Linked DNA regions of Homo sapiens: all the other regions are linked to region 1. A link is a loop called in an ENCODE intact Hi-C map of the cell type or tissue named here. Cell type or tissue: HepG2. All regions are shown on one strand. Each heading gives the region's core, and the rest is flanking DNA. Links, peaks and the distances in the headings are about the cores only.

The links. Hi-C counts contacts between places; a loop is a spot of excess contacts. Peaks named below come from ENCODE experiments on the same cell type or tissue, not always from the same donor. Only the 100,000 strongest peaks of a DNase experiment are listed, where the experiment ranks them.
Region 2: a loop joins it to region 1, with 7 times the contacts of the local background. A loop is called at or near these places in 3 of 110 quality-filtered maps.
Region 3: it touches region 1 in a loop (6-fold over the local background); 2 of 110 quality-filtered maps call a loop at or near these places.

What each region holds. Positions count from the first base shown.
Region 1 is chr5:109,896,377-109,904,677 of GRCh38, reverse strand. No RefSeq gene overlaps it. Among named protein-coding and RNA genes, the nearest start is that of LINC01848, 17 kb to the right of the region's middle. In HepG2, for the core only: no CTCF peak of the experiment used is centred there; DNase peaks (open chromatin) are centred at 3,147 and 3,467; H3K4me3 peaks cover 324 bases.
Region 2 is chr5:110,003,086-110,011,386 of GRCh38, reverse strand. No RefSeq gene overlaps it. Among named protein-coding and RNA genes, the nearest start is that of LINC01848, 120 kb to the right of the region's middle. In HepG2, for the core only: a CTCF peak has its summit at 4,986 (motif pointing right); a DNase peak (open chromatin) is centred at 5,196; H3K4me3 peaks cover 516 bases.
Region 3 is chr5:109,987,223-109,995,523 of GRCh38, reverse strand. No RefSeq gene overlaps it. Among named protein-coding and RNA genes, the nearest start is that of LINC01848, 110 kb to the right of the region's middle. RefSeq lists enhancers at 2,513-3,047, 4,782-5,076. In HepG2, for the core only: no CTCF peak of the experiment used is centred there; a DNase peak (open chromatin) is centred at 4,913; H3K4me3 peaks cover 1,096 bases.

The DNA.
Region 1 (8,301 bases), core at 2,104-4,603:
CCCATTTGTAATAAGAGAGTGAAGAAATACCATGGATATAGACGAAAAAAACCCAAGGCCACAGCAAATGTTCCAGAGGCATCTGAAAACTGAAGTCAGGTTACTGTGTGGATAATTCTCAAGCAAATGGATGCCTTTATGGTTACTTCATTTGGTCCACAGGTGAACTTGTCACATCACATTTACGGCAAAAAATCCTTTATGTTTCAGGTATTTCCTGAACCTTAAGTGAGTTTCTATTAGACATGTTCTGTTTCCAAGTAATCTGTTTTCCACCCCTGTGTCCAGGAAATGATTATCAGAAAGGAAGAGAGAAAAACGACATCATAATGTAATCTGGCCCCTCTTTTGCTGGGCTAGGAACACAGCATCTGGCAGAGACTTTCAAGTGTCAGATACTACTTTATCCATCTATTTCTGAAGTTCATTTAATAAATAATGGAGACTGATATGAAAAGGCTTCTAGTTCTACCAATGGAAATCCCTCACCCTGGCTATGAAACAAACTTTAAAAAAGAAATTGTGACTTTTCTGATGTTAGTTTGCTTCAGATGAAACTTGTTCTTATTCCTAGCTTGAAGAAGAAAATTTCACCCTTTGCCCCTTTAAGACTGTATAACTTTTCTTCCCACAAACTAACAGTATCTCCACAAGGCACTACTGTCCAGGTTGAGATGAAGGTTCCAGTTGCATTCTCTTCTGGGCGCACGTCATTTTGTTTGCTGTTCACTTATCACATCAAAATGCATAGCAAGTACCAGCTTCCCGTCAGATAACACATATACATGAGCTATATGCACTCATGTGTATACACATATAACTCAATCTAACTTTCCCCTTTCTATAAATTCAAATTATGTTCCCTGATGTGGTCCATCCTGGAGGTCACGCACAGAGCTCTTACCTGAAATGGAAGGGAAGATAGGAAGGAACCTAACACATATTTAGCATCTACTATATGTATATAAAATTAAGACATATATTATCCTATTTTATCCTCACAACAACCCTGTCAGGTATACATTATTACTTCTATAGATGAAACAAAATAAACTCAGAATGGTAATAGTCACTCATGTTTGAGTGTCCTGGCCAAGAAAGACACCTTCCTCTTTCCCAAGTCTTTATTGTAATCTCACCTATGCACATATATCCAGGACTAATTCTCAATCGGAGGAAATTTCTAAAAGGGCCAGCAAAAAGGAGCACTGCTCAGTCTTCATGCTCACAGCAGTTTCCTCCTTGAAAGTTTCCATGGCAGGGCCATCAACTGGGGCCAGGAGCAGTGGAGGAGCACCTGGAGGTGGAGATCTTTTCTTCCAGCCTGTCAGGGCTCTGCTCAGATGCCATCCATCTCACAGGCCCAGGGAGTGTTTAATGAAGCCGATTTGGATCAGTGGGGATTGGTGTTTAGGCTGTTCTCCAAGACTCCTAAAATGGCCGGGAAATGTGCCCATTTTTGGCTTGCTGTTGTTTTATTTTTAAATAATCTTCTTCAACAACTTTTTAGGTGCCTGTTCTATTGAAAGCTCTTTCAATTATTCAAATCAAGTCAATCAGGATTATTGAGCACCTATTCTGTGCCAGGAACAGCTGGAGTATACAAAAATCTGTAAGATGCTACTCCAGGAACTTAAGAAGGATGAAATAAAGTCACCAATAATGCCAAGGGGTTGAATACAAGAGCTATAAAGAAGTCATAGGTAAAGAACTACGAGAATTCAGACAAAGGAGACATCCTTTCTTGTTGGGAAAAATCAGAAGAGACATCATGGATAGGAAACAAGCATTAGACAGACCTTTAGGAATTCATTCACTTGGTCATTCAGTCAACAAATACACAGTGAATATTTACTATGTACCACGCATTTGTTAAGAATCGGATATACCAGAGGGATATAATCCCTGCCTTCAAGGCATTGGCATTCTAGCAATGAGAAAGTAAACAACTAATTATAGCATGTATGGATATTAAGAATTGAATGACCAGGATGAACTGATAGTATTAAGAGGGGTAGGAGGTATATGGTATCAGTGGGGGTGGGGGAGGTGCTTCAGAAAAGTGGTCAAGAAAGATCTTGCAAGGGAAATGATTTTTATTGAAGACCTAAAGACTAAAGAGGAGTCAGCCATTTGCATAGCAAGGGTAAGAATATTCATGAGACTGAAAGCAGAACGTAAACATTTCCTAAAATGAAAAATAATTTGGTGCTCTCAAGAAAGTCTCAAAAGGTCACTGTGTTCAGAGAATAGGAGCAATAGGCAGGCTAGCTTGCGACAAAGTTGGACAAGCAGGTGGGGTTCAGGTCTTGCAAGGCAGTTAGTTATGAGTGGAAGTCTTGATTTTCTCCTAAAAACAGCAGGAATTTTGACAGGTTTTATTCTGGGAAGTGGCATGAGGCCAGTCTGCAATTAGGAAAGAGAAGTCAAGTCAGAGTACCAAGTGGAGAATGGGGTGGATCTGGGAGGTGAATTAGAAAACTATAACATTGCTCCATTTGTGACAATGTGTTTTACACAAGGGTGAAGCTGGGAGACATAAATGTAGACAAATTCAAGATACATTTTGGAGGAAGAAACAATAAGAATTTACTAGACTGAGGTGAAGCAGGGCATTTACATAGATAAAGCAGCATAAACAGAAATTCAGAGGAGATAAATGGTAGGTCTGTGTGGGCTTCAGTGAGACAAGACCAGTGTAACTCTTTCTTGCAACAGAGCCCTGGGCCATAGAATAGCATTATTCATCTTTGAATGTGGAACTAGACCCTGTTTCCACTCCTTAATTCCAGCTTTAATTCCCCTTCCCCTGCTCCTGGTCTCCATCCATGACTCATTACAATAAAAAAAAGTACAGGTTGTAAGACTTCACAGATACCTAAGCAAACAGTGAAGCCAACATTCTCCAAAATGTATTCTGCGTGTCACTTGTTATATGAGATGCTTCTTGAGAAAAAAAAAAGTTGGAGAGCTTTGTGGTCAAATAAGTTTAAAAGATGATTTTCATTTTCTTTTTCTGGAGAGTGACAAAAATATTAACATGTAAACACTCTGAGATGTCCTTCAGTAAAGAAACTTACTTATCTTTGTTTAATGGTTAACCCACCTTTTTCCCAAACAAATAGGACCTTAGGCACCTTAGTCCATAGACCAACCCCAGGAATCCTGTGGAATCACTGACTTGGCCCACAGGACAAGTTACATAATTACCCAGTGCAAAATGAAAATGATGAGCCTTTTGCTTAAAAATCATTAAGAAATTCAAGACAGTGACAGCAAAGCACTAAGCCAAGTGTGGGGCTGTTCTACATGAGGGCTCCTCTGGGACTGCACAGAGCTTGCATGACCATGAAGTCAGCCTTGTAGTACCTCAAGTTACAGAGGAGGAAACAACCCAGAGAAGTAAAGTGGCCTCCCATGATCTCACATTAGGTAAACATTGACACCGGATCTTCACCCTGTGCCTTCTGACCACTTATAGCATACCAACTTGGCTTCTATAAGATGAACCAGATAATTTGGGGGATGGGCCATTTGTGACTGATGCCTCAGTCAGGCGCAACGGCATCATCTTTGGTTTTGCTCCTGCTATGGCAGGCACCAACCCTAAGGGGCAACCTCTGGCATGACTTGCCTCTAGCTTGTCTTCAAGCTAATTTCATTGCTTTTTCCTGTCATCACTCTGGTTTATTGTCACCAGTCACTGAACTTAATCACTACCCTAACAACAGTTCTGGGGATAATGTGTGTCTTCAAGAAATATTGTGAACTGCCTAATTAGAGATGAGTCAGAAAGTAAGGCTAGAGGAAGGGAGAAGACCATGATTATCTAATTCTCACTCTGAGAGAAGAAACTAAGTACCTTTGTCCCTGACTTACAATGGTTCAACTTCCTATTTTTGGCTTTACAGTAGTATGAAAGGCATATGCATTCAGTAAACACCATGTTTTTCATTTTTAATTTTGCTCTTTTCCGATGCTAGAGATATGCAGTGGGATACTCTCTTGAGGTGCTGGACAGCGGCAGTGAAATGCAGCTCCCAGTCAGGCACATGATGACAGTGTGCTGTGTTGCCAGCAATTTTTGGATATCCTGTTTCCGCATCCATCATGTCTACAAAATGCCCATCTGTGTCTCCTGCTTCTGGTGAGAAGAAGAGGAAGGCAATTACTCTTGAGATGAAACTCAAGATAATTGCCCAGCATGAAGGCAGCAGGCCAGTAATGGCCATCACACGTGAGTTGGGACATTCACAGTCCGCAATCATGACTTATCCTTTACATGAGTTTTTAACTTCCAATATTTTCAACTTCCAACAAATTTATCAGGACATAACCCCATTGTAAGTCAAGTAGCATCTGTATTTCCTATCCATATTCCATAAACCATTAACACAGGGTTGTATACATAGTGGGTGCACAAAAAAAGCGTCTCTTCTCCCTTAAAGGTAGGGAAGCTATAGAAATCCATGTGGAATCAGAATGAGGAAATGGTGGGGAAATACTTATGCTCTGTGAAACTATAAGGTGGATGATGCTGAGTTCTCCAAGAGTAAAATAAGGAAGGGCTTCAAAGCAGAGGATAAGAATGAGCTTTGGAATAGGCCACACATGTATTTCAAGGATAGGAAGGAGATGTGGGTAGACAGAACACAGGGACTTCAAAGACACAGCAAGAGGACATGGAGAGTGTAGAGGGTTTCTACTGTCTGGCCTTCTGTATTACTCAAGGTTCTCCAGAGAAACAAAACCAAAAGGTTATATGCATATATAGAAAGGGATTTATTGTAAGAAATTAGTCTGCATGATTAGGGCGACGGACAAGCCCCAAGGTCTGCAGGGTGAGAAAGCACACTGGAAGCCCAGCAGAGCAGATGGTGAAGCACCAGTCTGAGTCAGAAGGACTAAGAACCAGGAGAACCAATGGTGTAAATTCCAGCCTAAATGCATGCTGGCTCTAGACCCAGGAAGAGCTGGTATTTTGTTTTATTTATTTATTTATTTTGAGACAGAGTCTCACTCTGTCGCCCAAGCTGGAGTGCAATGGGGCGATCCTGGCTCACTGCAACCTCCACCTCCCTGGCTCAAGCAACTCTCCAACCTCAGCCTCTTGAGTAATTTGGACTACAGGCATGCACCACCACACCTGGCTAATTTACTTGTATTTTAGGAGAGACAGGGTTTCACCATGTTGCCCAGGGTGATTTCGAACTCTCAAGCTCAGGCAATCTGCCTGCCTCAACCGCCTAAAGTGCTGGAATTACAGGCGTGAGCCACCGTGCCCAGCCAAGAGCTCGTATTTTAGTTTGAGTCCAAGGGCAGAAAAAAGCCAGCGTCCCAGTTCAAATGCAGTCAGGCAGAAAGAATTCTCTGTTAGTTAGAGGAGGGTCAGCCTTTTTGTTCCATGCAGGCCTTCAACTATGTGTGACGCCCACACACATCAGGGAGGGCAATCTACTTGACTCAGTCTACCGATTTAAATGTGACTCTCTTCCAAAAACACCCTTAGAATAATGTTTGACCAAATATCTGTTCAAACACTGACCCAGTCAAGTTGACACATAAAATGAACCTCACATCTGCCCAACATCATTCCTTCTTATTTCTGCTCCATGATTCAATTTTCCTTTGGGGAGCCACCCCTTGCCTATGAGCAGTCTATGTGGGTGGGCTAGGGCTGACTCCAATTCTGAATTTCTAAGAATAGACATTGAGAGTATTCCAATGCCCTGAATAGAGTTACTGAGTTTGAGAGAGGCCAATGAGTCTCAGATCCTGGGACTTTGGCTGTAAACTGTTTGAAAAAAGGAAAATAAAATGAAAAGAGATGTTTTCTGCCAGGGTTGTTATGCTGAAAATGCTGGGCTCACTATGTGGAGAGGACTTACTTATGAATGACGCCAGCACAGAGGAACAGAAGTGAGAGAGAGCCCTGATGACACGGTTTGATTTGAGCCCCTGCTCAACTTTTCCTGGAGGTTTCAGTTGCATGAGTTACACAAGTTAGTTACATGAGTTTCATTTCATACTTAAGCTGGCTTAAGGTAGGTCCTTGTCTTTTATAAGCAATGAATTTTGACAGATGCTATGAGCACATTATGCTCAGAAAATAAGCCAACGGAATGGGCCTGCCTTATCTAAGGAGCTGTGAGCGAGCAGCCGGCAGCTCTGCTTTCTGAGTGGTCCTTTTGAACAAAGTTACAGCATCGCTAAAGGCAGATGAGTGAGCTTGACTTAGCTCCCGAGGCTGATGGTAAATCTATCAACTCCTAATGTCACACTATTAACTGGAATGATTCTAGCCCTGAAATCCCAACACGTTCACAATAAAAATCATCTTGTGCTATCTAATATGAGCGTAGACAGTGTACTGTCAGGACTGGGATTGGGGACAGTAAGCAGAGAGGTTAAAATCCATTTCTATTGCTCTGAGGGATGGGAACAGAATTTGGGACCAGGATGGTGCCAGGAATAAGTTAGAAGCATGGAATATGAAGGCAGAGGCACCAACATGTTAGTGCTAACTTCAAACAAATCCATGTGGAATCCTAGATAACTTCCTTTTCCCTCCCTCTTTCCCATCTCTCAGTTTGCTTTTTCTTCCCCCTTTCCCCCCACAATTTTGAACCCTCTCCTGTTCCAAGCACTGTGCCAGACACAAGGGCTATGAAAACAGGCATCAAAGAAGGTTACAGGCTGGGGCTGGGAGGGTCACGTTGGTGGGGACAGAGCAAAGCATGCATGACTATTGTAGCACAACGCAGTCAGTGTTGGATAGTGACACAAGATGCTTTGGAAGCACAGTGAGAGAGACTCACCTGCCAACTGCAGGGATATAATCAAGGCTGCTTACCACCACTTTTGGGTTTCAATACCAGGCGAGTGGGACTTCAAAAAATAATAATTTTAAAAAATTACTCTAAGGATAAACTTGGAATCTTGTAACTGGTCACATTTTTTTTTCTTTGTTTTGATCACATCTAGAAACAATATATGATCTATTCTAAAGTAACTTTAGTTCCTTATGGAAATGATTTCATATGTTAACCTCACTCCTAAATTAATCTTAATTCTTACAAATGTTTTCATTTATTTTTATTCCACTGTACAATGCACATTTCTGTAAAATATTTCAAATTTGGAGGTAATGAAAGGTAAATAAGTAAATCATGTACTTATATATCTTAGTAACTTTTCAATTACTTAAAACAAGTAAGTTTTTTTAATGATCATTAAAGCATAGGTAGTAACTCTTTTATAGTAACCCTATGATCCTTGCTTAAATGAATAAAGTAGTATGTACTGGTTCATGAAAGTACAAATATCAATAGGACAGAACAAATATCCAAGAAACCAACACTAGTATATATAATGATTTAGTGTAAGATAAATGTAATATCACAGCTTAATAGGGAAAAGGATGACTCTTCAATAAATAGTGCAGGGATAATTAGATCACTATTTAGTGGGAAAAAAGTAACCTCAAGCAAATAAAACTTCTGATGGCTTAAAGAGTGAAATGTTTAAAATTCGCCTCAAATAAATGAAGAGAAATATATTTAATATTTATCAGATCCTTAGATGTGGAGTGACTTTTAAGGAATTACCCAATATAATAATCAAAATAGAACAAAATATGTTTATTTTTTATTTTATATGTTTTCTATATTTATTTTTATTTTTATTCCTATTGATTCCTAGGGCTAGCCCAGTCACTGGGCTCCTTATCATTAGATAAGTAATGGCAATATGCATGAACATATATAGGCAGACACACTTAGATTTAGTAATTTTGCTTCTCAAAATTTACCTAAAGGAAATAATCAGAGATTTGTCTAAAGATTGATAAAGATTCTCACTAAAGTTTAATTATTTAGAGAGGACATTTACAAATGTTTGACTTTTTAGGTATCCCAAGACTTTTTTTATATTTTACACAAAAATACACGCAAATATCCCCTAACATTTGAATACATTCTATTTCTTATATTGGATGATAAAGTTGCAGGTAGTGATGGATACCGGCACATACGCATATGCATTTATTTTAAAAAGAATACAATCAGCTCACACTCTTCTATAATTTATTTTTAATTTAAGTATATATTTATACTCATCCATCAATTTTTTATTGCATATCTACTAAGGGGAAGGAATACAGTGGTAAGTAAAAACAGTTGAACTCTACTATTGTGGGGTTTATGATGTAACAAGGAAGGAAGACATTACAGAAATAAGTCAACTAATATTAATGTAGACTCTCAAACGAAGTTAAGTGCTAAGGTTTGGATATTTGTTCCC
Region 2 (8,301 bases), core at 3,640-6,139, 110 kb before region 1:
TAAACTCAGTATTTAAATCAATAAAATATATGTATACAATAGTGCATATAATTAGGAAGTAATTTTTTAATCAGAGATTTTACAATAGCATAAAAAAATCTTCAAATGTCTAGGAATAAATTAAAGATATATAAAACCTCTACACAAAAAAACAAAAGACACAGAAAGAGTAATTTAAGAATAGCTAAATACATGGAGGGATATATCTCATTTATGGACTGGAGTATTTATTATTCTAAAGTTTCCTTTTTCTGACTCAGTACAATTCCAAATAAAATTCCAGCTTTTCTGTGGAAATGGCAAGGGCCAAGAATAAGAAAAACTATCTTGAAGAAGATAACAAAATAAGAGGTTTTATAGCACCAGATATTAAGACATAATAAAGTTTCAGTAGTTAAAGGAGCATTGTTTTGTCATCTGAATAGACAATTAGAAACCAATGAAACAGAGTAGAAAATTCATAATTATACTCATATTTACCTGGTCTCCTGAAATTTGATAAAAGCTCCACTACAATAGGGAAAGGATGACCTTTTCAATAAACAGCACCAGGTCAATTGAGCATCCATATGGGGGGAAAAAGTGCATTTTCACCCCACTATATATCATATACAAAAATTCATTTCAGATAGATTATAGACCTCTATTTGAAAGATAAAACAAAAATAATTCTAGAAGAATATATAGGAGAATATATTCATGACCTTGGAACAAGCAAAGATTGATTAAACAAGACACAAAGAAAATACTATTTATAATAATAGACACTGAGTAATTGGACTGAATTGAAAACCATGTGGCAGTAATCACTAAAGCTGAATATTTGCATATTCTATAAACTCTAAATTCTACTTCTAGAGGTATACCCAAAAGCATGTGCATATATGTGCACCAAAGACCTGCACAAATTGTCTTACAACAGTGATTCATCATAGACCCATAGTGGAAACAACCTAAAGCTTTATAGATAATAGAATATATAAGTTGTGGTATATTCCTACAATGGAATATTATAGAACAATGATGAACATCAGACTACTGCTACATGCTGTGACTTGGGTGAATAATTTTGAGAAAAAGAAGCCCAACACAAGAGATACATATGATTCCATTTTTATAAAACTCTAAAAACATGTTAAACTAATTTATTGAGATAGAAGATATTAGAATAGTAGTTAATTTGTAGGAGCTATAATTACTATGCATGAGGGAGGCTGTGAAGGAGTTTGTGTTCTATTTCTTGATCATAGGTATCTTCAATTTGTAAGGCTAATACTTTATAATATTTTATTTATACTTCAGAAAAATAATATGCAAAATAAAAAACACAAATGCAAACTGGATTTTCACTCCCTAAGACTTCAATGCCTTTTCATACTTAAGATGAAGGAATGAATACACTACTCTTGCTCTTATAGAATATATTAAAGAAAATTTGAAAAATCAATCTAATGAGTTGCTGATTGGTATAGCCGGGTGTAACAAAAACAGCATGAACATATCTCAGTTCAAGCACTTGCATTTACATGTGGCAGCTTTGTGGCCTTGTTAACTTTGGTTTCTTTATCTATAAAGCAACGGCAACAGTACTCCTCTTCCCCTACTTTGATATCCTCACTTACTCAACCTGGAAAACATTTTCCTTTTCACATTTTACCCTAAATTCTTGCTTCTTGGTGAAACCTTTTTCTATTCCTCATACTGACTTTAATAAACCTTCCCTGCTTCTCTGTCTACACTTTCAACATACTTACTGCTTTGTTCTGAGTGTTGGTGCCCTCCCAGAATTCCTGTGCTAGAACTTAATCTCCAATGTGATAGTACTAAGAAGTGGGGCCTTTGGGAGGTGATTAGGTCCTGAGGGCTCTGTCCTCCTGAATGGAATTAGTGTCCTTATAAAAAGGATTGAACATAAAACCAAACACTGCATGTTCTCACTCATAAGTTGGAGTTGAACAATGAGAACACATGGACCCAGGGAGGAGAACATCACACACTGGGGCCTGTTGGGGTGGGGTGGGTGGCTAGGGGAGGGATAGCATTAGGAGAAATACCTAATGTAAATGATGGGTTGATGGGTGCAGCAAACCACCACGGCACTTGTATGCCTATGTAACAAACCTGTATGTTCTGCATATGTATCCCAGAACTTAAAGTGTGTGTATATATATATATACGTGTATATATACGTGTATATATAAGTATATATATACGTGTGTGTGTGTGTATACATATATATATATATGTATATATGATTGAAAGAGCTTGCTTGTCTCTTCCTTGTCTTCTGCCATGTAGAGACAAGGTCTTCCCTCTCTTCCTGTTCCTCCCAGTAGCAAAGCTAAGGCCCACCTTGGAAGCAGAGAGCAAGCCCTCACCAGACACTTAATCTGCTGGCACCTTGATCTTAGACTTCCCAGCATCCAGAACTGTGAAAATAAATTTCTATTGTTTATAAATGACACAGTCTAAGGTATTTTGTTATAGCAGCATAAACAGACTGAGTCACTTACATTACAGTACAGATGCTCCTCAACTTATAATGGGATCACATCCTCATAAACCCATTGCAAGTTGAAAATATCATGTCAAAATGCATTTAATCCGCCTAACGTACTGAACATCAGAGCTTATCCTAGCTTACTTTAAATGTGCTCAAAACACCTACATTAGCTTACAGTTGGGCAAAATCATCCAACATAAAGCCTATTTTATGAGAAAAGTGTTAAATATCTCTTATAATTTACTGAATACTATACTGAAAGTGAAAAACAAAATGGTTGTATGAGTACTCAAAGTAGTTTCCGCTGAATGAGTATCGCTTTTGCACCATCATAAAGCCAAAAAATCTTAAAGTCAAACTATCATAAGTCAGAGACCATCTATATTAGATTTTGTTATCTCCCACTAGAAGAGAACTTCTAGAAGCTTCTAGAACACAAGGACTGATGTTTTTTATACCTGGAACCGAGCCCAATGCCTGACACATCAGTGCTCAATAAATATATGCATGAATAAATAAACGAGTGAATGAAAGTCAGCCTTACCTAACCGAGAGACTGTAACAATCCTGTGGGTTCATATGCATGAAAGGAAAACGCTACACAGATGTAAATGATTGCAGAATGATGCACAGGAATAAGCCACAGAATAGTTCCCAGTTTATCTTCTTCACTCATGAAGGAATACAGAATACACTAGCTGATTTTTGAAGAGTCATGATAACTGAAGGGTTTAAAAAATATTCACAGAACCTTCACTGAAACTCACGAACCCTGAAAAGACAGACAACTGACAACCAAAATAGGAATCTAGTCAGAAGTGACAATAAAACACTTGTCATGGAGACAGAGGCAATGTTTAAAACAAGCAGCCCTCAGGATTGAAATGCATTCTCCCTGTCTACTCCAAAACTCAGTGGATGGGTAAATAATGTGAAAGGAAATCAGTATGTCCTACTACTATAAATGAGGCAATTAGACTATCTGTTGCACACACATTTATGAATAGTGGTGCTGGCAAGCCTCTTCAAAAAGATGCATCTGCTTCTTTCGTGCAGAAATATATAATCAAACTCTCCCCTCTTTTAACAGATCATGGCCTACCTTTTTGAGTTTGTGTTATACAAGCTAATTTTCACTCTTTATTTTACTAAAATAAAAGAACTCTAGTCAAACGACAACACATCAATATCCCCATTGATGCCAACATTATGTTTTTCCTCAGGAACCCTTAACATTGCTTCTCCCAACCCCGCACAACAGAAGATGTATAAGGAAGCAGCTTGACTGACTCTAGGGATTGGGTTTGGGCTGTAGAACACTTCACCTCGAAGTCAGCTGTTCAAATCCAGCCTCCAGTGAAGAGGATAAAAATATTTTCAGGTGTGGGCTTAAATCAGGTTAAAGCCTTGATTCAGCTCCCTGAGGCAAAGGATCAGCAATATATTTTAGCATCTTATTCACAGCTCTACAGCAAGAAAAAGGTCTGCAGACACCCAGAGACTGAACTAGCCCTTTATCCAACATCCAGCTGCATTCTGTGGGCCCTACCCATTGTCCTATCAGGCCCCTCCCCTGAGGTAACAGGAAGATTTTCACTTCACATCTCTTACTGACACCTAAAGTGTTACCTCCCACCTTCTTTAAAAAAAAAAAAAAAAAAAAAAGCTATTCAATGCTTTCCTTCTCAAACAAGATGATTCAGAAAGAACAAGAAGAAAAACAAGAAAATTAAATATGGAATTACAAACTTTCCTGTACATGGCTCTGAATACACAGTAATTTCCCTGATAAACTTTAAGATTTGGCCCAGGGAAAATATTCACCCCATTATGAATGTAATGGAGTTCCTATAAATATGATACACAACCTACTAACTTGCATACCAAATTAGATGCTGGAGACATTGCTGAATCAGAAACACCTGTTCCTGAATTTCTGTAAATACATAAGCTATTGAATCAAAATGATCACCAGTAGTAGTAAATCATATCAAAATCAAGCCAGATACCCCTTATGGGTGAACAGATACATCACCAGGCAAATTAAAATACTGATATATTGCCACTGCTAAAATTTTCCAAACACAATTACACAGAGCCTTACATTTTCAATATCACCTCATTCAATTCCTGATTTTATTTGGTTCTGAGATGGCCTTATTACTTGACCAAAGTGAAACAAAGACACAGTAGTCAGGCTTTGAAAGAAAGGCAGCAGCCCCAGTCAGGGACTTATAGATAAAACTCCCATCTCCCTGGGACAGAGCACCTGGGGGAAGGGGCAGCTGTGGGTATAGCTTCAGCAGACTTAAACGTTCCTGCCTGCCAGCACTGAAGAGAGCAGCAGATCTCCCAGCACAGCGCTAGAGCTCTGCTAAGGGGACAGACTGCCTCCTCAAGTGGGTCCCTGGCCCCTGTGCCTCCTGAAGGGGAGACACCTTCCAGCAGGGGTCAACAGACACCTCATACAAGAATGCTCTGTCTGGCATCTGGCGGGTGCCCCTCTGGGATGAAGCTTCCAGAGGAAGGAACAGGCAGCAATCTTTGCTCTTCTGCAGCCTCTGCTGGTGATACCCAGGCAAAAAAGGTCTGGAGTGGATCTCCAGCAAACTGCAGCAGATCTGCAGAAGAGGGGCCTGAATGTTAGAAGGAAAACTAACAAACGGAAAGCAATACCATCAACCTCAACAAAAAGGGCGACCACTCAAAAACCCCGTCCGAAGGTCACCAACATCAAATACCAAAGATATCAGTGGAACCCACCTCCAATATTTCAACGTAGGTTCTATTTTCTGTAAGTGTCGGCCAGCTGAGAAATAAAGAGAAAGAGTACAAAGAGAGGAATTTTACAGCTGGGCCTCCGGGGATGACATCACATATCGGTAGGACCTTGAAGCCCAGGCTGTGATTTGATCAAAGGTTTGATCTTTGACAAACCTGACAAAAACAAGCAAGAGGGAAAGGATTCCCTACTGAATAAATGGTGCTGGGAAAACTGGCTAGGCATATGCAGAAAACTGAAACTGGACCCTGTCCTTACACCTTATACAAAAATTAACTCAAGATGGATTCAAGACTTAAATGTAAGACCTCAAGCAATAAAAACCCTAGAAGAAAACCTAGGTAATACCATTCAGGACATAGGCATGGGCAAGGACTTCATGACTAAAACACCAAAAGCAATTGCAACAAAAGCCAAAATTGACAAATGGAATCTAATTAAACTAGAGCTTCTGCACAGCAAAAGAAACTATCATCAGAGTGGACAGGCAACCTACAGAATGGGAGGAAATTTTTGCAATCTAGCCATCTGACAAAAGGCTAACATCAGAATCTACAAGGAACTTAAATAAATTTACAAGAAGAAAAACAACCCCATCAAAAAGTGGGTGAAGGATATGAAAAGATACTTCTCAAAAGAAGACATTTATGCAGCCAACAAACATAGGAAAAAAGCTCATCCTCACTGGTCATTAGAGAAATGCAGATCAAAACCAGAATGAGATACTATCTCATGCCAGTTAGAATGGCGATCATTAAAAAGTCAGGAAATAACAAATGCTGCAGAGGATGTGGAGAATTAGGAACGCTTTTACACTGTTGGTGGGAGGGTAAATTAGTTGAACCATTGTGCGAGATGGTGTGGTGATTCCTCAAGGATCTAGAACTAGAAATACCATTTGACCCAGCAATCCCATTACTGGGTACATACCTGAAGGAATATAAATCATTCTATTATAAAGACGCATGTATGTTTATTGCAGCACTATTCATAATAGCAAAGACTTGGAACCAACCCAAATGCCCATCAATAACAGACTGGATAGAGAAAATGTGGCACATATACATGACTGAATACTATGCAGCCATAAAAAAGAATGATATTCCTCAAGGATCTACAACCAGAAATACCATTTGACCTAGTAATCTCATTACTGGGTATATACCCAAAGGATTATAAATCATTTTACTATAAAGACACATGCACACATATGTTTATTACAGCACTATTCACAATAGCAAAGACTTGGAACCAACCTAAATGCCTTTGCAGTGACATGGATGAAGCTGCAAACCATCATTCTCAGCAAACTAACACAGGAACAGAAAACGAAACACCACACATTCTCACCCATAAGTGGGAGTTGAACAATGAGAACATATGGGCACAAGGTGGGGAACATCACACACTGAGGCCTGTCATGGGTGGGGGGCAAGGGGAGGGATAGCATTAGGAGAAATACTTAATGTAGATGATGGGTTGATGGTTGAAGCAAACTACCATGGCACATGTATATCTATGTAAGAAACCTGCACGTTCTGCACATGTATCCCAGAACTTAATTAAAAAAAAAAACAAAAAGATCAAAACAAACAAAATTTTATTTATTGTAAATTAGCTCTATAAGGTCTTCTTTAGTAAGAGATATTCAAATACCATGTTTATATACATTATATTTTTATTTTAAAAGAGTTATTAGTACATATTAATTGCCAACTGATTCCTATAAATATTTTACTTTAATTTATATTTGAAATCTACCTTTATTACAGACTTAAGGCTACAAATTAAAATATGCTGGACTCCAAGAATGCCACTTAGTCACAATCTAAACAAAAACATTAATATGCCACTCTAAAAGTTTCTATCAAGAGAAACTAGACTAGCATAAGAGTATCAGAATTCTTTCTACATTCTTGGAAGTTCCTAAGTGTTGCTCCAAGACTATACAGCTGACCCATGAACACTGTGGGGGCTAAGTGTGCCTACTCCCCACATATTCAAAAATCTGAGTAAAAATTTTGACTCCCCAAAAACTTAACTACTAATAGCCTGCTGTTGACGAGAAGCATTACCAAGAACATACAGTTGATTAGCATGTATTTTTTATGTTATATGTATTATATACTGTGTTATTACAACTATGTAAGCTACAGAAAGAAAATGTTATTAAGAAAATCATAAGAAACAGAAAATATATTTACTATTCATTAAGTGAAAGTGGATCATCGTAAAGGTCTTTACATCTGTTTACATTTCTCTCAATTGTAAATAATGCCTGTATAGTCTTTGTTTGTGTACCTAAGTTTTAATAAATTTTAAAATTTTATCATATATTCCTGTATATTTTATAGCACTAAATGATAAAACAGACTAGTATCTACATATATTTGATGGATTCATGGCATATTAAACCTTTCCTTCATTTTTTTCAATATTTCTAGGCTGCAGTTCATCTGTGAATTTTTTCAGATTATTGCAAATCTCCAAAACATGTTCTAATACATTTATTGAGAAAAATCTGCATGTAGGAGGACTCTCACAGTTCAAACTCGTGTTGCTCAAGGATCAACTGCATTTGTATTTTGTTTTCTACATGCAAAGGGTGTTCACAAAGTTATTAGGGATAGGGAAAAGGACTAGCCCACTTGGATCTCCTGATGCACAGGAGAATCTGTGCATTCTGTGAGGAGTAACTTTTCTGGATATGCCAAATTAAAACTCACTTCACTAAGGGCATATGAGGAAAGTTGGTAGGCATTCCCAGTTTTAAAAGACAATTCTTTCTTACAGACAATAACAAAAGATCATTAGAGAGTTGTCTAGGATAGAGATAAGCAAATGTTCTTGCTCGGTTAGACCCAGTGTGACGGTTAATTTTATGTGTCAACTTGCCTGGGCCGTGGTGCCCAGATATTTGTTCAAACATTATTCTGCATGTTTCTGTGAAGGTATGTTTGGATGAGATTAACCCTTAAATTGGTGGACTTTGAGTAAAGCAGACTACCCTCTATAA
Region 3 (8,301 bases), core at 3,640-6,139, 89 kb before region 1:
TGATATAAACTGAAATGGTGCAATTCTTTTAAGTTCTAGGACTGTTAAGTTATTCAGCTGTATTTGAGATTAAGTCCATTTTTGGAAATAAGGACTTCTATTGTTTTGGCCTTCCCAAAAATCATTCCTCTTTTTTCAATTGTTATTAGGGGAGCATCCTCTTCTTACGCTCAGAACCACTGCAGTGTGAGGGGATGACTAACCCACCCATCTCCAGCTCCAGCATTAAATGCTTGACCCATGACTGGTCAGGAAGAGTTGCTGGACCCCTTGGCCACAATAATTGGTTCAGAAATGCACATACACTCAAGCATGGTGGGCCTATAAGAGCATGAGAGCAAGTCATTGGGTTTTGTCACAATTAGGCAGAGTTTTCCTTGGAAAGGTAGGGAGATTGTTAAGCTAAGGAGATATGAGCTAGCAGACCTGGATACAGGTGTGGCCAGGGCTAGATAAATTCTTATTCTGGTTAAGCCAGTTTGGATTGGTTTCTCTTGCTAGGGACCCAAGAAGAATTGATTGACACAGGAAGGGAGCTGGGATGTCCACAGCACCTGATACAGGTATGCTGGACAGAGTCCTGGCTGGGAGTCGGGTCCTTAAGATTTCATCCTCATTCTATTAATAACTGCATGATTATGGGTCAATCTTGGCCTTTCTATCTGTGAAATCATTGAAAAAACTAAAAATTGGCAGTTCTGAACTTTTTTAAATAATTTTTTTTCAAATCAATTCTTATTCCAAGTTCCATTACCTGAAATAAATTCAGAGCAGCAACAATAAGCGTATTCCTTGAGCATGTACTCTGCAGGTGCCTCAGTTTTAAATGCTTCATGTGTATTTCACTTATCTTGATCTTCACAAAATCCTCTAAGGCAAGGATAGCTATGAATTCCATTTTGTAGAGAAAGAAACTAAAGAAAAGAGAGATTAAAACTTTCCCAAGATCACACAGCCATACCCAGTGAGTCTGGGATACGACTCCAGCCCCAAAGTCTGTGCTCCCTACCACTCCACACTTCACCAAAGCTCCTCTAGCTGAAATGGGGTAGGCAGACTAGAAGCCCACCTCTGAGGCTTCACTAGAAAACAATAGCACTTTGACGAGCTTGATAACCACAAAACTTCATGACTTCTAATATTTATTTCAGCTTCAAATATTTGCATACCTATGTGCTCAGCATGTTGTGCAATGCCAAACACGTTTTGACATACCAGTCCTAACACAATCTGGGATAATATTCTGAGAACACCTCTGCAAAGCCCCAGAGGGATTGTCCCACCAGTGTAGCCTCTAATCCCATTTCTGGGGCAGCAGGATGTCTCAGAGCCAATTGTCAGGAAAACCATAAAATAGAGAATGCTTGACCTCTGACACTATTGTACCTCCTTCTACTTCACATCATTTCACCTGCAGGCAAAATGAATTTGAGACCAGAGACAACTCTAGAAGATGGTAAACCACCATTTCTATAGACCATGTTCTCTGCAAGACCCAGGCACTTGGAGATGTGTTTGGTGCACTCAAGGACTTGTGATACAGGAATCTGGTCAATAGTTGGAAATACAAGACCACGAGTCAAAAGACAGGAGGAGGCTGGAGATGTTCATTTGGAACTAGGTCATTGTTCATGTCATAGCTATAGTGAAATTGCTTACCAAGCAACAAGACGAAAGAGCCAATAATTAAAATATTAATGTTGTAGGGATGGAAAGAGGAAAATGAATTAGGAAAAAAACCAAGGAGAGTGTGGTCAGAGAGGTTAGAGAAATATGTTTTGTTTCTAGGTGCGCAGTTGATTCTTTCTTGTTTTAATATTTTTCTCTTTCTTTTCTGAGCCCACGTTCTCATTCTCATCAACTGGCCAATAGGTAGTCATTTATTAATAATATATTTGATATATGGTTTTACTTATGCTTATAATATGTATGGTCTTGTTTTTGTTGGTGGTGGGGTTTTTTGTTTGTTTTTTGTTTGCTTGTTTGTTTGTCGTTTTTGAAATACAGGCTCACTCTGTCACTCAGACTGGAGTGCAGTGGCACAAAGCTCACTGCAGCCTCAACTTCCCAGGGTCCCAGGCTCAAGTGATCCTCCCACCTCAGCCTCCCTAGTAGCTGGGACTACATGCCTGGCTAATTTTTTTTTTTTTTTTTTTTTTTTAGTAGAGATGGAGTTTCACCATGTTATCCAGCCTGGTGTCAAACTCCAGCCTCAAGCAATCCACCCACCTCGGCCTCCCAAAGTGTTTGGATTAAAGTGTTAGGGTTAAAGTGTTAACACTTCAGGATTACAGGCATGAGCCAATGTGCCCTGCAGGTCTTGTTTTATAAATATGTAAACCTTTAGATAAATATTATTGTATTAAAATTTCATTTTATTTCCTACTTTTTCCACTTAATTTTTTTTAAAAAATAAGAATTATTTCATGCTTTATATCAAATTTGTGGTTTTCTCTTCCCATATGGTATTCTATAGTTAGATCTATCATATTTAAATCATCCATTCCCAAAATGATGCACACTCAGGTTCCCTCTACAAGCAGACATGCCTGTTTCTGCTTCACATTACAGTACCTTCTCTTATCAACTGGAAGATAATTATTGTGTATATTTCTAATTTTTGATCTCTCTGTTCCATTCATTCTGATTCTGTTCAGGGTGTTCATGATTTCCCTTTTTTCTTGGCTGTGCTGTTCACTCTCTGATTACTTTGCCTGTGACTCTTCCTTACCCTGGAGGCATCAGCTATTGTTGTTGGTAATGTGTTCACAATCTGGGTTTGATCACCCCCGACTGCTTTCTGCTTAGCAAGTGACACTGCACCTAGGAAACCTAAAGGGAAGGAATGCCTGAAAGTGGGCCAATCAGTCTATCCTTGTGCCTGTCTTCTCCCAACCGTACCCTACTCCTAGAATTATCTCAAGATCTCCTACCCCTACAAACAGGGCTGGGGCTGGAATGTTTTCCTATTCCACTATGGAGAGAAAAAAGACAAGTGCCCATTAGCCATTCCTGGCAATGTAAGAGAGCAAAGTGCGCAGTGAAGATTCTCCCCAACTGTGGCAGCTGGCCATTCCCTGCCTCTGCTTGTCACTTCCTATGCGTGATGTCACAATTGTACTCGCTCTTCCCAGGGTTTCTTACGGTCTTTGCTTTCATTTTTTTAGACTCCTACAAATTCTTTTACTACTGAGGAATCTCTAGGGTAGGGCTGGGGAGACGACCGGCACGTTGTGTTCATTCACCATCCAGTCAAGACCAGGACACAACCTCAGGCCTGGGTTTGTCTCCCCACTAAATTTGAGTCTGTTTAAAAGTAGCTGCTGGGTCCCTATATATACAAACTCCCAACTAGCTCAATGTCTAGAAAATCACAGACAACCAACAAAAGTTTGTTGAATGTTATGGATTGAATTATGGCCCCTCACATAAAAGATATGCTGGAGTCCCAGTCCCCAGTATCCTGGGATGTGATCTTATTTAGAGATAGGGTCTTCCCAAAGGTAATCAAATTAAAGTGAGCTAATTGGGGTAGACCTCAATCCAATATGACTAGTGTCCTTATGATTAAGAGGAAATTTGAACACATAGACAGACATACATAGAGGAATAACTACGTGAAAAGACACAGGGAAATGATAGCCATCTATAAGCCAAGGAGGAAGGCCTGGAGCAGATGCTTCCCTCCCAGCCCTCACAAGGAACCAATCACTTTCAGCCTCCAAAACTATGAGACAACATTTCTGTTGCTTAAGCCACCCAGATTGTAGGACTTTGTTACAGCAGCCCTAGCAAATGAATACATTGATTGGATAAATACATGAATATCATAAACAAAAAACAGAATGAAGACAATAATAAAACAGTATGAGGGAGAAGACAATTTCAAGGAGGAGGATATAATTTTCAGAGCTAGATGCTGCAAACAGTGTGGACAATTAGAATAACAGGACAATTAGAAGTTCTGTTTTGCTTTCTTTCTTAATGTTCTCAGTGAAATCAGTCCTAGTGGGATGGTGGAGGCAGAGCCCAATTACAAGGGGAAGAAAAGTCTAAGGAGACATAAGAAAGTGGGAGGAGAATACAGTCTCTTAAGAGTTTGAAAATGATGGAATTTCCTTTAGGATGGAGAACTGAGTCTGTTTGGGAGATGAAAGAAGCAAGCCAAAAATGGGAAAAGGCTGACAATACAGTAATATATAATTAGAAAGTATAATACACTGCCTTCTCTAAGCTGCCTCTCTGCTTCGGCATAAACCACAGCACTAACTACTTCTATTTTCATCACTACATTGCAGGCAACCCTTCTCTTTGTCATATCAAGAGACATTTCCTATTTCTTTCAGCCCTTGGACTACTTTTGCAACTATCTGTGTCAATAGACAAGTTAATAAGGAAGAGATTTGCCTCCTGTAGAATGCGCTTTACCCTGGTCTTTGCATAGCCTCCACCCTCCACCTCTTTTTTGTTCAGAAAGTGAGTCCATCTGTGTTCCAGTTCTTCAGCACTGATTCATAAATTAATCCCTGCTAAAAATGGAAGCTAGCTAACTGGCAATGGCTAAAGGTATGATGGGCTCTATCATAAACACACACACACACCACACACACACACACACACACACACACACCTGGAAATATGAACTATTGAAATCTGAAAGCCTGTCTCCAAAGAATCTAATTATAAACTATTCCTTGGGAAGATGAAAGTTTGGAGCTGGAAATATTTTAGGATGGGGCACTTATCAAACCTCTTTTAAATAATACTTAAAATACTTTATACTTCTTCTACCTAATCTACAGTAACTCTCTGTCTTTACTGGAAACTCGCTAATTTCCAGGTACAGCATACCTACCTGTCTTTGAGATCTCAGTGTTAAGCATGAAAGGAGACAATGGCTAACAAGACAGGACTTTGGAGTCAAACAGTCCTGGATCAAAATTCTAGCCCCATCAATTATTAACCAAGCAACCTGGGGAAAATCACTTAACATTGCTAAGTCTCATGTTCTCTCTTGTAAAATATCATAATAATACCTGTATCTAAGGGCTGTTGTTAGTTATCAAGTGAAATAATACATATAAAGCATTAGCTCTTGCCTAACATGGAATTAAGTGTTCTTCAAATGTTAGCATTCGTTATTATCCCTAACACAAATCCGACTCTAAGCAAATCAACCCATAAGCTAGTCTGCCCCACTGAAATTTAATTTCTTGTTAATAAAGAAAAGTATTTTTACCACTATGCAAAATGAAGCTTCTTAAAATACAAATACATTCCTGGTAAATGTAGTTGAATTGATAGAGAATAAGAATGACTGATGGTAGCATTTTGAGGAGCACATTTTGATGACAGAAGTGCAGGCAGAGTGGAGCCTGTGCTACTATTAGTTTGGTGCAAAGGTAATTGCAGTTTTTGCAATTACTTTCAATGGCAAAAACTGCAAACCTAATATATGGAGGAAACGCATTGGAAGAAAAGGCAGCAGCTGCAAAAAGTAAATTCACCTATTTGCCTATATTACCTGACTTCCCTGGGTGAGATCAGCATTAAAAAGAGGGTAAAGAGGGTATGTGGTCTCTGAGCCAAGTGCAGTGGGACACGGCCAACCTGGACACAACTATTGGGATGGCAGAAGCAGGTAAATATCTCAGAAAAGTCTAGCATGACAAACTTCAGTAACCAAGACATTGTCCTCAAATGAAGGACAATGGTGCCCCTGCCACACTCAATGCCTCCTCCTAATATTGGATTCAACTCATCCTTCTGCAAATTGAGCCACCATGGTTAAGTTTGTACCTAAAAGATTTTTTAAATCCAGATTTTTTGGCTTTTACACACAGTACAATTATACTTTTCCTGACTTGAAGCAGCACATGCAAGGCCCGAGATTCATGTATATAGTGCAATTATTCACCTGTGTTTTCAATAGAAAAAGAAGAAAAAATAAAACATAGGTACACGACGCCCCTATGCCAACGAACAATAAGCCGTCTCACAAAACGTGTGAGTGCTTTAAGAGGGGTAGATATAACATATGATGGCCATGTGGGCTAAAATGACTTAGGAGTTATCTGTGTAGACAATTCAGTGACCAAACAGCTTAGTTTTTGACCTATTGATATCCAGGACTGTGTACGTTTTCTAGGACCTCAACATGACCTCACATAGCAAACACTGAAAAACCACTGAGTTCACTGATTTTGCTGAACTTACGATTTTGCTGAGCTTACTTTCTATTGTAAGCTTCTATCCTGCCAAGCTTCTATCCAAACTTGCTTCTATCCAACCAATAGAAACGGAACAGGAGAGCCTATAGCATTAACAGCAATGACTACAATTAACACAAGTATGTAAAATAATCCAATGGGACCACTGAACAATCCTGGGCAATAAAAGCATTTCTATCCAAGCCTGGCAGGATAGAAGCTTACAACAGAAAGTAAGTTGACTTATACACAATAAGAGATAAGACATGACCACATTTAGATACACCTCACACCCTCCAGGATAGTTATAATAATAAAGATAGATAATAACATGTTGGTGAAGATGTGTAGAAATTAGAATCCTTGTATATTGCTTGTGGGAATTAGATGGTGCAGCTGCTTTGGAAAACAGTTTGGCAGTTCCTTGAAAAGTTAAACATAGTTGCCATATGGCCCAGCAATTATATTTCATGCAAGAGAAATGAAAACATATGTATACGAATGTTCAAAAACTTGTACACAAATATTCATGGCAGCATTATCCATAATAGGCCCAAACTGGAAACAACCCAAATGTCCATCAACTGATGAATCAATACACAAAATCTGGTATATCCATACAATGGAATATCATTCGGCCATAAAAAGGAATGAAGTACTAATTCATGTTTCAACATGGATGAAGCTTGAAAACATTATGCTAAGTGAAAGAAGCCAGACACAAAAGTTTACATATTGTATGATTCCATTTATATAAAAGCCTAACATAAGCAGCTCTACAAAGACAGAAAGTAAATTGTTAGACATTAGGGTCTGGGAAGAGGAGGAAATAGGGAGAGGCTGTTAATGGTCATGGAGTTTCTTCCTTGAGTCATTAAAATTCTCTGGAATTAGATAATGTTGATGATTGTACAACCTTGTGAATCTACTAATGGTTGTTGAATTTTACCCTTGTAAGTGTGAATTAAATTACACCTCAATTTTTTAAAAAAGATGATATGTTTACACAATCTGCATTATAGGCTCAAATTTGCAACTGCTACATATTTAAAGTACCTTTATATAGACCTGGCTCATAGTAAAAGCGTGATGAATAGGAGCTATTATTAGAACTTAAGTCAGGATCTGATCATTATCAAAGTGTCAACAATGCAATTTCCCACTAGGCACAAGCTGTTCCCGTCTTGAGGCAAACTTAAATTCTCTTGGTTTCTACTCCCTAAAGCTAAAAAACTCTCTTTTGCCTGATGTAGGCTCATGATCTGGGGAAGGAAGTTGCTTTTTCTCCTCTCTGAGTGGTTCTTACAGAGTCAGCCCAAACAGTAATAGTAAAGGGAAGATTCTCTAATTCATCCCGACTATACATTATCAGGGCTAAAACCCGTTCTATGCTGACACTGAAGAACTGTCCTGGAAAGGAAAATATTTCCACTTTAAAGTTTCTGATAGTATCATATGGGCAGGAGAGTGGGAGGTGTCGACCAGAAATGCGATATTTAAAGGACTTAGATGTTTTAAGAGACTAACAGAGCAAGAGTGGACAAATTAAAGTAGTAAACTAAGAATCAGAGTAGCACAGCTAACATAGGCAGCTCATGTAGAGATTAGGGAGAAAAGAAAATATTCTTGAAAATGTCCTCCCAAGTTCAAAAACAAACCTCAGTTCCCCTCAACAGAAGGAAAGACTTAAAATAAAAAGACCGTGGCACAGCTGTGAAGCAAGGCATGGATTCTTTTCTTATGACTGTTAAATGTACAGTCCCCTTAGAATGGAAATAATGTTATTACCCTGGAGGGGGCTCCATTATGATGCACACTGGTTCATATTTTAGTTTAGAGCACAGGTTCTTAAGAGAGTGACTTATTCCTGAAGGAATAAAAAGGACTTTGAGAAGAATAAAAGTAGTCAACATTATTATGGGGCATTGACATAGCAATTTGCTTGTAAATGATTTTAAAAACTACTGCTAATAATACACCTTATTGTATATAGTACTCCCAACCAAAGCCACCTTGGGTAATCAAATTAATACAAGGCAATAGAAAGGGAATGGGAGCGCATATAGCATTAACAGCAACGACTACAATTAAT